5 separate regions of the Homo sapiens genome follow, and regions 1, 3, 4 and 5 are each linked to region 2. A link is a contact called in ENCODE Hi-C or POLR2A ChIA-PET data. All regions are on one chromosome and are shown on one strand. The core of a region is the stretch at or near the end of the contact, and the rest is flanking DNA. Distances in the headings are between cores, read along the strand shown. Region 1 has its middle 36 kb from the start of FOXN3-AS2. Region 2 overlaps LOC105370615 (a long non-coding RNA gene). Region 3 holds the start of FOXN3-AS3 (FOXN3 antisense RNA 3). Region 4 overlaps FOXN3 (forkhead box N3). Region 5 has its middle 49 kb from the start of FOXN3-AS1.

Region 1 (2,720 bases), core at 160-2,659, 500 kb after region 2:
CTCCTGACCTCATGATCCACCTGCCTCGGCCTCCCAAAGTGCTGGGATTACAGGCGTGAGCCACGTGCCTGGCCACTTTTCTTTTTTTTATTTTTAAAAATTTAGTTGTATAATACCAAATTCTTCACTTGTCTTTTAACTGAAACCTTTCCCAATTTGTGCTTTTAAAGGCATTTGAAGATAAAAAGGTTATGTAGTCAAATGGAAATTTGAGAAAAGGAAATAAAATAAAACAGTATCTCCTAGAAAAGGATATAATGTGCAGTTTTGACCAAATTAATTTAATGTTTGTTTTTTAGGAGCTTGCTGGCTAGTGTTCTGAAAAACACAGAAAATACCGGTCCAGTGAAAATGATACATAAAACACTCCCCTGTTTTTATTTTGCCATTGTCTCAGTTTAAAAGAAAAACAAAATGGGATGTCTATAATGGAGAAATAAAGCAGGGCTCATAAGTAGGGTCGATAACAAAATTTCAAAATCATATAAACACAACCTTGGGTCCTGCTCACCACTTACATTGTGTGACTTGACTTAAAAATTGCTTCCACTTTCTCAGCCTCAGTTTCCATATCAGTCAAATGGGAATAATATTAACTGCCTCTTAGGGTAAGTAGGTGTATTTATTGAGAAATTCAAGCCAAATCATCCAGCAGAGTACTTAGCACAGAGCACACTTTGATGGTCAGGAACTGCTGCGTGAGACACTGATGGGTGACAGAGGGAGGCTCGTTAGGGTTAGTCCACGGCAGCTGTGCCTTCTGATACTAAAACAAAAATATATTCAACTTCAATGTGCTTGAAAAACTAGACATAGGCTGCATGAGAAAAGAAAAAGGAAACATACCAAAATGGAAGAGAAGTCTGAAGAACACTCATCTCAAGCCAGATTTTCAAGGAAATGAGTTTAATATGAAATTACAAAAACAGTGCCCTCGGCTGTTTCTACTTTTCTATGAAATCCGATAGCCAGATATCACGATGCAACAGAACAAAGAAAATGCAAAGAACAGCAGGATAAATACTTTTAGTTGTTTTCTCACGCCACTCCTTCAAATTGGTGTTTGCAGCATGGTAGTAGAAGGTAATGCAATAACCATGTGAAATTTACAGCAGACTTTAGGATTGTGGACATTTCTGAGCAAATAGAGATAACAACAAAGGCCAGGAACAAGTGACTGTGGGGTATGTGGTTAGATCAAGACCTTGAAAACAGATGCTTTACCTAGCCAAGTAAACCAATGTTTACCACTGTCCTCTAAAAGGCATGCTTAACATAGACCTAAAACTGAAGCAAATCCTTACACTAGAGTTTGATAGCATTTTTTTAAAATCTCGCATATAAAGTTGGCTGGAGACCTAAAGCAACCAGTTACAAAGAAAATGAGGCTGGGCACGGTGACTCACGCCTGTAATCCCAGCACTCTGGGAAGCCAAGGCGGGCGGATCGCGAGGTCAGGAGTTCAAGACCACCCTGGCCAACATAGTGAAACGTCGTCTCTACTAAAAATACAAAAAAAAAATTTAGCCGAGCGTGGTCGCACGCACCTGTGGTCCCAGCTACTTGGGAGGCTGAGGCAGGAGACTCGCTTGAACTGGGAGGCGGAGGCTGTAGTGAGCCGAGATTGCAACACTGCACTCCAGCCTGGGTAACACAGTGAGACTATGTCTCAAAAAAAAAAAAAAAAAGGAAAATGAACGAGTTATATGCCTTTAAAAATCAAATTTTGTTAGGATAAAACATCCAAAGACTGCTGCTGCTAAGAAAAATCTATATGGAATGTTCCTTGATATAAGTGACTCAGATCGGGTCTTAAAAATACTTTTGTTGTGCAGAGATTTGCAGTAGTAAGTAGGAAATGTCTAATAAGTGTTTGCAACATGAAGGAACTGAATGAATGAATGAATGAATAAACTAAGTGGCTGAGTCAGAGTATCTCTGGCTGAGTCACAGTATGTTAGAATTGGAAGAATTCTAAGATTCTTACCGATTTTGATTTCAATTTGTACATTGTGTCATTGGAAGCTCAGGACCTCACCAGACAGATCTCTCGCAAATATTTGTTGGATATATGAATGGAACCAGAGCTACAGAAACAAGCACTTTTCCTTCCTGGTTCAATTCAAACACATCATGTGGGTGGTGCTGTAAGAGGTGTTTGAACCACATCAACTCCATCTTGAATAGGAGCTGAGTAAAATAAGGCTGAGATCTACTCGGGCTGCATTCCCAGACGGTGAAGGCATTCTAAGTCACAGGATGAGACAGGAGGTCAGCACAAGATACAGGTCACAAAGACCTTGCTGATAAAACACTTTGTGGTAAAGAAGCTGGCCAAAACCCACCAAAACCAAGATGGCCACCACAGGGACCTCTGGTCCTCCTCACTGCTACACTCCCACCAGCACCACAACAGTTTATAAATGCCACAGCAATGTCAGGAAGTTACCCTATATGGTCTAAAAAGGGGAGGCATGAATAATCCCCCCCTTGTTTAGCATATCATCAAGAAATAACTATAAAAATGGGCAGCCAGCAGCCCTCGCAGCTGCTCTGTCTATGGAATAGCCATTCTTTTATTCCTTTACTTTCTTTATAAACTTGCTTTTGCTTTACTCTATGGACTTGCTCTGAATTCTTTCTTGCATGAGATTCAAGAACCCTCTTGGCCTCTGGATCAGGACCCCTTTCCCGTAACAGTGCTATGGCTGGGATTTTGC
Region 2 (2,717 bases), core at 199-2,698:
ATGCTTTGGGCTCTTCAGTTGACTAAGGTTGGTATGGAATGTGAAACTTATTTGCCATCCCTATTCTTGACTGTTTAATCAAGATAATCAACTTGGGAAGATTCCTTTTTTTTTTTTTTTTTTTTTGAGACGGAGTCTCATGCTGTCACCCAACCTGGAGTACAGTGGCATGATCTCGGCTCACTGCAACCTCTGCCTCCTGGGTTCAAGCGATTCTCCTGCCTCAGCCTCCTGAGTAGCTGGGATTACAGGTGTGTGCCACCACACCCAGCTAATTTTTGTATTTTTAGTAGATATGGGGTTTCTCCACATTGGTCAGGCTGGTCTTGAACTTCTGACCTCAGGTGATCTGCCCGCCTTGGCCTCCCAAAGTGCTAGGATTACAGCCATGAGCCACCGCACCCAGCCACTTGGGAAGATTCTTCAAGTGACCATTTGGTCAAGCGCCCAAGCTTTTATGTAGGCAAACCTCCTAGTTATCCTAGGCAGGTGGTGGCCAATTCTTTTAAAGATTTCCATGGCTCTCGATACCCCCATCATACTCCAGCACCCATCCTGCCCTGGCTTATCCTGACAAAAGATTTTTTCCCCCACATTTACCTGAACTCTGTCTTCCTTGCTATTCAGAGAAAATGAAGAAGGAAAGAGAAAGAACTACAGAATTACCAGGATACAAGGAATTTGCTGTTAAGATCTTCTTAACCTTCCAGTTGCTTGGGAATCATTGCCGTAGGGTGTCTCTGTACTCAACAGAAGGGTGAAGACGTTTTAGCAACAGTAGCAAAGCAAATGATCTTGGACTTACAGTTTCTTGATTTCCGATGATTAAGCTTCTGCACATACCAACCCCAAGACAGGGTCATTCTATAACTTCTTAATAAGGTTAAGGTATTTCGACTACTTGGTCTTCAGTTTCCCTCAGTAATAGAGACACCAAGATCCTATTGCTCTCCAGCAACCAGGCAGGAGAGATTTGAGTCAGAGGAAAGCACGAGAGAGAAGTTAAGAACAGCAATTTCTTAAGTCATAAACGGAGTCAGGACTGTAAGTGTGATTTTCTGTTACCTGCCCCAGACCTCATGGAATTAAACTTTCCTGCCCTGATCCCTTGGATTCGTTTCTCCAACCCCACTCACCTAGCCCGGCCTCCCCGAAACACAAATTGGAATGGCGTTGGCTCCCGGGCACACTAGGGGGCGCCAGCGGGCTTGTTTTCCAGGATGGCCCTAAAATTCTCTCCAGCGAGGAGAGGACCATGACGGCCAGGCCACGCTTGCTCTGAAAAGCGCCGAGCGTGGAAGGGTGTCTTGGAATGGGGTCTAAAAGGGAGAACGACATCCTTATGACTTGCTTTAGGCTGCTTTCTGGATGTATTTTCAGAGCTGGGGATGAGGAGAGGTTGCGTAAAGGTGCCGGCCTGCTGCTGGCCGGGGCTGGCAGCCTTTCAGCCGCCGCGGGTGAGTCAACACCTGGGAATTGCATCCAAGGGCGGCCCTTTCAAGCTGCCTGGAACTTTCTGCCATCACACTGAGGCCACTGTTTGACCCAGTCCCGGGCCAGGGAGGCAGGAGCCGATCACGTCCCAGGGCAGTGCTTCTCCCTGGCACTGAGTCCGTGGAAAGAGGCTGGGAAGGTTCTTTCCACACTTGAGGGCTGGCGTTGGGAAAATAGGGTAGTGCTCTCCGCCCCAGTGAACAGCAAGAGCTCACTTCCCCCAGCAGACTTCTGCTCCACTGGCCTACTTTCAGCATGGAGTGGAAGGAAGCCAGCTCCAGGAGGGCAGAGGCTTCCTCTCCACCCCTCTCTTCCACAACCTTCAACAGGCGCCTTGTTCTCCCCGGCCAGGGAACTGCGGATGGTGACCATCGTTTCCCAGCCCAGCAAGGGGAAATGAGGGGAGGAAATAAACGCAGGGTTTTTATTGCCAAATATTTCTTTCCCTGGGAGGACAACGCATTCAAACCGCTGAGTGGAGATTGGAGTTAGTCCAGCCATAAACCATCTTAATGAACACTAATAGAGAACCGCAATTATTGTTGACTTCAAAATGCAAACAAGAACTTTAGACAGTGATCCCTATCAGCCGGTGAGGCCGGGCACAGATGCCGGGCGCTGTTTTTGCCGTTGCTTAGCAATGGAAAATGAACTGTTCCTGTCTGTTACCACTGGAGGTGGAGGTAGGACAATGAGCTTTATTGGACAGAATAGGTATGAAATTAGTTTATTCTTTTTCACTTGGAGAAGGCAATTGGCAGCCAAGAGAGTCACTCGGAAAAGGGGTATTTTAGAGGTTGAGGGTGACTTTCCTTCTCATTACTTCGGTAAATCCTAACCACCTTGTTTTCCTCTACAGATAAAGTTTGAACTTTTGCCGGGAGTGTCCCTCCAAAACGATCATCAATCAGACAGAATAGCTGCAAATACCAACTCACAGACCAGGTTGGGAATTAGGGTGAGGAGAATGAAATCTTGGGTGCAAAATTTAAGGGAATGCCAAAAAACTTAGTAGCCAGGATAAATAATAGTTTAATGCAATATTTTTTAAAAGTCAAAATAAATGTAAAATAACCATGGTAAAAAAAAAAATCAGATTTGAAATAAAGAGAAGCTCAATATCACTGATTTTTATTTTTCCTTTGGCTTCAGGCTTTAATATGGCACAGTGCGTCAGTGCCACAGACTTTTTACCGCACCAAACACATTTGCAACACGGACAG
Region 3 (2,700 bases), core at 121-2,620, 310 kb after region 2:
TCACATTTGGCAACAAAATACTGGTCTAAAGGAACCAATGACATGACCCAGTGAGTAACACTCATGTTCTTAACTTCCTAGAAGCAAAGGGAGATGAAATACTTCTGAGGTGCAGAGTGGAAAACCCAGAGAAGGGTATTCCATGCAGCTTGGAGAGTCGGGGGGTGGGGGTAGAATGACAAAGAAACATGAGAATCTGGGAAATATTTCAATAATTAGTGTCACGTCCTCCTTCACCAACCTTGTACATCGGCAATTCTCCACTCCAATCCTGGTTCTCTTCCATTTGGGGAGTGGCTATGGCCACAAGGAGAAAACCAAGCATATGGCTCTGTCCTTCTGGACATGTCTACTATGTTGGCTGGGCTGCTTTGGAAAATCCCACTTTCTCTCCTACAGCTATATGACCTCAAGTTGTCATTTCGAATAAAGTATGCTTCCACTGATTTTTATGAACACAGACAAAAGCTGCTACAACCTTCCCCCCCACACACCAAACCTTTCAAATCAACTGTAGTTGCTATGTAAGGTTATTTGTTTCTAAGGCAACAGTGTATATCTAAGTACTAATGGCCTGTCCTTTTGCCAGGCAACAAACAGCCTTGTGATGCAACTGCACCTGTCTCGGCTACGCGTTACTATGGAGACGCTCCAGTTGCTATGGGTACCATCACGCTAATCGCCTAGCAAAGGCAGACATACAGCAGTCTTCTCAGAGAGCCCAGCTGTTCCTCCCTGTCTCTTGCTGAAGACTGATTGTCTAGGGCCTGTGATGGAATGCTTCTCAACTGAGATGCAGAAGAACTTCATTAATGCTATTTCAGAAGATCACTTTGTGCTCCCTCCTGCAGAACAAACAGCAGACTAGGAAAAGAATCTGCAAAGAAGTGGACTGTAAAATTCCTGAAGTCTATGACATCATGCCATCCCTAATTAACCTCAACTTGCAGTCCAAGGATAATTCCTCTTAACTAGGTGGTTACGATAGAAACATTTCTATACATTTTTAAATATTTTTTTGTAGAACTGAGGAATGCACTTCAAATTCAAGTACTATGTATTCATAAAAATTGATCTTAAAAATTTGGTTCTGATTATTTGGCTCTCTTTTGGAATCTAACATTAAGACACTTTTTAAAAAAGTGACAGGCTACTTACCCTCCCTTCCAATGATATATTTGTAAAAATGGTACCCATGACCTTACTGTCTCAAACAAATGGGCATGTGAGGAGGATAAAATGTCTCTATTGTTTCTACTGTTCTCCTTGAAGAAGCAAAGACCAAGTAACCACAACAAAATGGTCACCTGGGAGCACCGTCTACATGGAGACTGCGAAAGACAACAGTGGGGACAACTGAGTGAGCCTCCACTGAATGTCTGCAGAGACCGGCCAGATGAGGGGATGATGGAGTTGCCTGCTTGACTCGTTCCTGTACTTTTATCCCAACAAAACATGACACACACCGAGATGTGAAAGCTGTCGACTTTTCTTTGTAAATGTTTCTACCCAGGAAGACATGATTTCACCCACCATGAAGCCTTCTGGAAGCACATTCCTCTGACGCTGCAGCAGCGGTAAGGTTTGTAGGAAATACAACAGTGGATATGCCTCCTAATAATACTTAATTTCTTTCTCATTTACCTGCAGTTATTTTTAAAATCTCGTACGGCCTATTAAATTAATTTCCGCGCAGGTCTCTGCCAAAATAATGCCATTTCAGTAGACCAAAAAAAAGAAGTCTGAATTGCTTACCTTTGATATGCCTGAGGACAGGTGGGAGGTGTATTGAACACGTGTGGGTGTGGGTGATAAGGTGTCTTTTTCAAAGCCTGAATTAGATTTTGTCTATACTCTGGGTCTATGCACCACAACGACCCTTTCCCAATACTCTGCAAAGAAAATTAAAATACAAAGGCATTAATAGAGAATTATTAAGTACTTTGCAATAAGTAGATGTATAGCTATTATCACTTCTTTATTTTTAAAAGCTTCTCATTTGTTGACTGTTTGCCAGCCTTAAATATTATACTGACAGTAGAACTCCATAAAATGCACTTCAATCTTACTTGTATTATGTTTGATAGGCAAAATGAACATATTATTACCAGGTTATGGTGATACAACAATATTACAATTTTCATACCCAAACTACCAATAAAATGAGAATCTCATTGTTTTTCAGCGTCAACATTGAAGAACACGTGCATTCTCTTCTAAAAATGAATTTAACTGTGTCAGATTTCTAAAGTTTGGGGAAAAAAAAAAGAGGGCCGAGACACCCCCAAAAGTCCATCTCTGCTCCAGAAATTTAGTTATGTTTTAAAACCATATGACATCGGGATCATTTTATAAAAACAGAAAAGTAATCCCCTTGTTTCTTTCCAGCTTACTCACAAAAGAATGACATTTACTCTTGGAATAGAATTCTGTAATTACCTTCCCTAAGCAACAAAAGAACTCAGGCAGCAATGGTAAAGCCCAACTCAGAATCCACTATTTATTTTTTGGATTCCTCAGTTCCCAGCAATCGACTCCAGCCATTAAGAGTTGAATCTTTAGAAGTCAAACTTTAAAATGCAAATTTTCTAAAACCGTTCTGTGGAGAGAGGGAGGCTTCCTGTGAGGCCCACTTCCTGTGAAGCGTTTGGTCTATGGACAGCCTATTTTTAAAAATGTAAGTCCTTCCTTTGAGGCCCC
Region 4 (2,700 bases), core at 83-2,582, 290 kb after region 2:
TGTGCAATTCTTCGGCAGCTGGACCACACCAGAAATCATGTTGCCCAAGATATAGCACCCCTCACGGAACCAAGCCTAGTACATGGGTAACAGATTCATTCTGACATAGATAGTAGGTGTTAATTTTTCCCAGGCTGTGATGCTTACACACCCTTTAATACTAATAAAGCAGGAATCAAACCAAAACCCCAAGCTCTTTTTCATTATTATTTCCAGAATATCCATGGAAAAAGTCCTCAACATTTAAAACTCGGAACATAGCAGAAGGGATTTGGGGTGTGCCAGTGGTCCTCAACTGGGGTTGGTTTTGCTCCCCAGGGAACATCTGGCAATATCTGCAGACGTTTTCCATCACCACAACTTGGTGGTGGGTGGGGGTGCTACTGGTACCTGGTGGGTAGAGGCCAAGGATGTTTCCAGACATCCTACAAGGCACAGGACAGCCTCTCACAATAAACAATTCTCTGGCCCCTGCCGGACGCGGTGGCTCAAGCCTGTAATCCCAGCACTTTGGGAGGCCGAGGCGGGCGGATCACAAGGTCAGGAGTTCGAGACCATCCTGCCTAACATGGTGAAACCCTGTCTCTACTAAAAATACAAAACAAATTAGCCGGGTGTGGTGGCGGGCACCTGTCCCAGCTACTAGGGAGGATGAGGCAGGAGAATGCTGTGAACCCGGGAGGCGGAGCTTGCAGTGAGCCGAGATCGTGCCACTGCACTCCAGCCTGGGCGACAGAGCGAGACTCAGTCTCAAAAAAAAAAAAAAAAAAAAAAAAAAAAAAAAGAATTATCTGGCCCCAAATGTCAATAGTACCAAGGCGGAAAAACCCTGGGTGGACCTAAAACTCACAGACTATGCTAACGGTTTCAAGATCATTATCATGATGTGTGCCAGCCATCCCTGCTCCCCCGCCATTTGTGGTAAAGTTCAATGTAACATAAAAATAAACTATTTTCTTAGCTCCCAGTAAGCCCAGTTAACTATTTTCACTGGTGGAGTTAGAGAGACATCCTCCAGGTTTCCTTTAATGCTGCTGCTGACTTGAGGGCTGCAGAGATTCTGACAGGGTGGCTGGAAGCACAAACCTGTTTGTCAATAACAGTGGAGGGGCTAGAAGCACAGGGGTGCCTGCCAGGTAGTAAGAAATCTCCAATGCCCTCAAATAGAGCCAGCGGTAGACTCCTATCTGCCACAGCTTGTACGGGCAGAAATTGCCCTGCACTGGGAGTATCAAAAATCTTAAGTCAGCTACAAGAAAGAAACAGACATCCCGCTTCTGCTACCCAGCTGCCCCTGACCTCATTTCTGGCTCACCCCGAGTCTTCTGACTCTCATATCCAAACATGTGAAGCAAGAGTACAGAATGGAGCCAGCGTGAATCACTGTAACTTGTGGGTAGGAGCATGTCGCTTGAATTGCCATTTGCAGGGAGCCTGGAGGTCTTGCAAAGAAAGAGGGAAGAGTAAAGAGAGAAAAGGCTATTTGTTTATGGGTTAAGGCTAAAGACCAACTGATGAAAGGGGTGAGACCAAAAGAAAAACCATAAACGATGTTTTTCCTTGGCATTCCAAAAGCAAATTGTGGGTTTATCCAAATGCTGCAATTGGAAAAATCAGAGCTATTAGCACATGAAAGGTCATTGGCTAAGCATCACTCGCTGCTGTAAAATGCATCACCTGTGGAAATGCCAGCAGTCATCACCTGCCAGGGATTCCAGAATCAAGGCCACACTTGGCCACAGTCGGTTCCATGGATTCCTAAGGCCAGGGAGCCTGTCCTGTTTGCCTCAGAATCCTCAGGACCTGGGCCCACCAAGGGGTAGGCTGAAGGAATAAACGGCTGCTGGAATGTGAAATGAGGTCTGTCTACAAGAAATGCTACGTTGTTCTGTTTCCTCTTCTTCTTTTGCGCCTAGATTCATTTTGGAATGTGTGATAAAATACACAAAATATGAAATTTGCCACTTAAACAATTTTTTAGGTGTACATACAGTTCAGTGGCATTTGGTGTATTCACACTGTTGTGCAACCATCCCTACTATTTATTTCCAGAACTTCTTCATCATCCCAAACTCTGTACACATTAAATACTAACTCCCCATTCCCACCTTCCCCCAGGCCCTGGTAACCACTAATCCACTTTCTGTCTCTATGTTATTTGTCTATTCTAGGAAAACTTCATATAAGTGGAATCATATGATATTTGTCCTTTTGTATCTGGCTTTTTTCACTCTGCATAATGTTCAAAGTTCATCTATGTTGTGGCCTGTGTCAGAATTTCATTCTTTTCCAAGGCTGAGTAATATTCCATTGTCTGTACAAGACACGTTTTGTTCATCCACCACCTGCTGATGGACGTTTGCGTTGTTTCCCTGAGTGTTGCTTTTTAAACAGGATGGTCTATGGATTTAGCAAAAGCAGTGGTGAAGGGGACTGAGGATGAAGAACAGACTCAGACTCAATCTGTTACTAACTCCCCGTGTGATCTTAGGACCACATGGGTCTCCTCTGTGTTTTCAGTTGTAAAATTGAGGAACTGAATCAGACCAGTCTTCTCCAGCGTATTTTTGGCCACCATTTATAGTAACAAATAGGCTTCATTCTGACTGAGTTCACACAAATATACCATACATAACTGAAACAAAGGTTTCACAAAATAATAGCCTCCTCTGTGCAATGCACTCTGGTATTTCTTATTCT
Region 5 (2,700 bases), core at 29-2,528, 430 kb after region 2:
TCCTGCCTCAGCCTCCCAAGTAGCTGGGACTACAGGCACCCGCCACCACTCCCAGCTAATTTTTGTATTTTTAGTAGAGACGGGTTTTCAACACATTGGGTAGGATGGTCTCAATCTCTTGACCTCGTGATCCACCCTCCTCCCAAAGTGCTGGGATTACAGGCGTGAGCCACCGCGCCTAGCTTGAGTATGTCTTTATTAGCAGCATGAGAACGGACTAATACAATCCAGAAGAACTTTTCAAGGGGGTCCCACAAGGTTATGTTTTGTACCACTGTCTGCACTCAAAAGAGACTCCCTGAAACTCACAGGGTTCAGAGTTGCAAAGAATGTGAGGTGTGATCTAATACCTCCAACTTGAGCTATTTATCATTTCAGGTACTGAGAGGCTATGTTACATCCTCTCCAATTGATGAAGATTTGTTCTTAATCATTGACTGAGGGAGAAGACACTTGGAATTTTCCATTTAAATCTCAACTCAAGAGCTTTCTAGATGCAGTAAGCTAGGACATCACTCTGGATTGTATTGTAAAATTAATTCAAACATTGTTTCCAGTTTTTAGGTTTACATAAAACAGTGTCCTTTAAGACAGGCTGATTATTTGAACAGAATATCAGGGTCATTCCCATCTCCATCTCATTAGCTTTATTCACTTATGCACATGCACACACAAAGTATCTACCAGCTGCCCCCCACATAAGTCACAGTGTGATCGTCACTGAGCAGGTGGGTAGGGAGGAGTCAGCCAGCAAACACAGGGCTGCCCCTCCAGGAACTTCCTGGTATTCCAGCCTCCAGCAACGACTGAATGCCTCTAGTCTGCAGCTTCCACTTCATTTTCTTCCTTTTCATCTCTTTTCCATTAGTATCTGTGCCTTCCGAAATTACAACTTGGTCGTCTAAGGCATTCAAGTTGATCCGCTTAAGGCAAACTGAGATGTGAGTAACCAATACATCCAGACCTCCCGGGGGCCGCCATTTTGCTGACAAGTATGACTTTGCCACAAACTAAAATGAAGCTCCACTTATTTCTCCTCTTTTGCATCCTCTTCCAATTGACGGCAAATGCAGGGAATATGTTTTTCGTGCCAGTTGCTTTCTAAGGCCTCTTGACTGCTCAGATAACTGTTTTGCCCAAGAGCACTAACCCTGTCCATGTTGGAAACGTGCTTGGAGTCCTAATTCAGGGCCCATTCTAGGCATTTGGATTTGAGAGATGAATCAAGACCTTGCCCACCAGGAGCCCACAGCCTAGTGAAGCACACCACCCGCAGCAGCAGTTACAACACAGGAAGTGCTGCAAGGGAGGTGTGAACAGACTCTCACCAGGGACCACAGGCTACAAGGCCTCCCTAACTAAAGCCACCCCTCTAGCACGGCACAGAGAATTACATGGGACTTGGGGCAGCTGGCCAAGGACCTGTACCACTCCCTTTGGGTTTTACATTTCTCTCGAGGGTTTTCTCATTTCAATTACTGTTCCAGTCACCACACTGATCCCCTCAGGCCTACGGCAAGGTGGGGGCACACTGCTTTCATTACTGAAAAAGTAAGGCAGAAGAAAGGGAGAACATCTGAATCTTCATCTATGGAATGGGGAGGAAAAACAGTAGCTACAGTGTCTGCACATAAAGACGTGATCACAGCGCCTGACACAAAAGCAGCGTTAGCTTTCGTTGCTGGGACCTACCACTGTTGGGCGATGGTAATAATCATGAACTCAGATCCAATCCAGGACGGAGCCTGCTGGAGCCTGCCCGGGACTCCCAAGCACAGGCAGCTGCACATCACACCCCCTTCTCACGGTGGCTCTCCACCCAGACTCAGACACAGCTCTCTGCTAGGGAAGAAAGTGAGGGCTGGCCCGGCAGGACAAGCCCACATCCAGCAGAGACTGGTGTGATCCCACAGCTTCGCCTGTTCCCGGGGTGCGTGTCGCCATCCACCACCTGCTGTAACTCTGAGATCCTTGTGGGCAGGAAACATGGCTTCATTACACGTTGTAGAAAAGGGGCTGGGAACATGGGAAATTTCTAATCTGGAAGGGGCTCTTGGAGAGAGTTATGTCCAGCTGTTTCACTTTAAAATACAATTACTGATGACATATTTTTTAAATGCCGAAAAATTAAAAGAAAATTTAAATGGTCCACCTAATCCCCGACATAAACGGATTAGCCAAATGTAAATTTTTTTTAAGTGATAAACATGCCCTTTAAAAAAAAAAAGGCAAAACAGCACAGGAAGGAAGAAAATTAAAGCTAAAACATTTTGTTCCCTCTTGCTTTTTTTTTTTTTAAACATATGGGGTCTCACTGTGTTGCCCAGCTGCAGTCTCAAACTCCTGGGCTCAAGCTCCAGCAGTCCTCCCTCCTTAGCTTCCCAAATAGCTGAGACTATAGGTAAGTGCCACCAAGCCCACCAAGCTCCCAGCTAATTCTTCTTCTTCCTTTTCTTTTCTTTCTTTGTTTTTTTTTTTTTTTTTTTTTTTTGGGTAGAGATTAGGTCTCACTATGTTATTCAGGAGGGTCTCAAACTCCTGGCCTCAATCCTTCCTCCCACCTCAGCCTCCCAAAGTGCTGAGATTACAGGCATGAGCTAGCACTCCTGGCATTTTCCTCCTGCCCTGAGCCCCCAGTCCTTCCTACTTTTTTCTTGTGGATCCTGCCAAAAATAATAATTAAAATATGAGCATATATAT

The links. Hi-C counts contacts between places; a loop is a spot of excess contacts on that map. ChIA-PET counts read pairs that join two places held with the same protein, here RNA polymerase II (POLR2A). Pooled maps may share reads with other maps.
Region 1: a map with no recorded cell type shows a loop between it and region 2 (2.5-fold over the local background). The contact joins two enhancer-like sites. A Hi-C loop is called at or near these places in 2 of 37 single-sample maps with no recorded cell type and 1 of 50 pooled maps.
Region 3: a loop to region 2 is called in a map of HepG2, with 8 times the contacts of the local background. The contact joins the promoter of FOXN3-AS3 here to the enhancer-like site in region 2. A Hi-C loop is called at or near these places in 2 of 168 maps with a recorded cell type or tissue (HepG2 and mesothelial cell of epicardium) and 2 of 50 pooled maps. POLR2A ChIA-PET finds 5 or more read pairs at or near these places in 3 of 52 experiments (HepG2, WTC11 and activated CD8-positive, alpha-beta T cell).
Region 4: a loop to region 2 is called in a map of Caco-2, with 3 times the contacts of the local background. The contact joins two enhancer-like sites. A Hi-C loop is called at or near these places in 1 of 168 maps with a recorded cell type or tissue (Caco-2), 9 of 37 single-sample maps with no recorded cell type and 5 of 50 pooled maps. POLR2A ChIA-PET finds 5 or more read pairs at or near these places in 1 of 52 experiments (H1).
Region 5: POLR2A ChIA-PET joins it to region 2 with 12 read pairs in CD8-positive, alpha-beta memory T cell. The contact joins two enhancer-like sites. POLR2A ChIA-PET finds 5 or more read pairs at or near these places in 2 of 52 experiments (CD8-positive, alpha-beta memory T cell and Caco-2).

Annotation. Positions count from the first base shown.
Region 1 is chr14:89,539,067-89,541,786 of GRCh38, forward strand. It overlaps a transcript of FOXN3 not described here. Among named protein-coding and RNA genes, the nearest start is that of FOXN3-AS2, 36 kb to the right of the region's middle. Within about 2 kb of position 1,410, at least 2 of the 41 ENCODE cell types and tissues checked have a DNase peak (open chromatin) inside an H3K27ac peak, as active enhancers do.
Region 2 is chr14:89,039,328-89,042,044 of GRCh38, forward strand. It overlaps LOC105370615 (a long non-coding RNA gene), which reads left to right. Exons shown (of 3, transcript XR_944128.3): 1 at 1-2,452. Among named protein-coding and RNA genes, the nearest start is that of TRA-AGC15-1, 62 kb to the left of the region's middle. RefSeq lists a silencer at 1,092-1,151 and enhancers at 1,452-1,571, 1,623-2,179. Within about 2 kb of position 1,449, at least 31 of the 41 ENCODE cell types and tissues checked have a DNase peak (open chromatin) inside an H3K27ac peak, as active enhancers do.
Region 3 is chr14:89,348,917-89,351,616 of GRCh38, forward strand. It overlaps FOXN3-AS3 (FOXN3 antisense RNA 3), which reads left to right and starts at 1,371. Exons shown (of 2, transcript NR_188029.1): 1 at 1,371-1,577. FOXN3 (forkhead box N3) reads right to left here. Exons shown (of 6, transcript NM_005197.4): 3 at 1,756-1,892. RefSeq lists a silencer at 2,500-2,549.
Region 4 is chr14:89,329,104-89,331,803 of GRCh38, forward strand. The region is part of intron 3 of FOXN3 (forkhead box N3); the gene reads right to left. Among named protein-coding and RNA genes, the nearest start is that of FOXN3-AS3, 20 kb to the right of the region's middle. RefSeq lists enhancers at 1,012-1,261, 2,201-2,250. Within about 2 kb of position 1,333, at least 6 of the 41 ENCODE cell types and tissues checked have a DNase peak (open chromatin) inside an H3K27ac peak, as active enhancers do.
Region 5 is chr14:89,465,338-89,468,037 of GRCh38, forward strand. It overlaps a transcript of FOXN3 not described here. Among named protein-coding and RNA genes, the nearest start is that of FOXN3-AS1, 49 kb to the left of the region's middle. RefSeq lists enhancers at 548-1,467, 1,468-2,387. Within about 2 kb of position 1,279, at least 5 of the 41 ENCODE cell types and tissues checked have a DNase peak (open chromatin) inside an H3K27ac peak, as active enhancers do.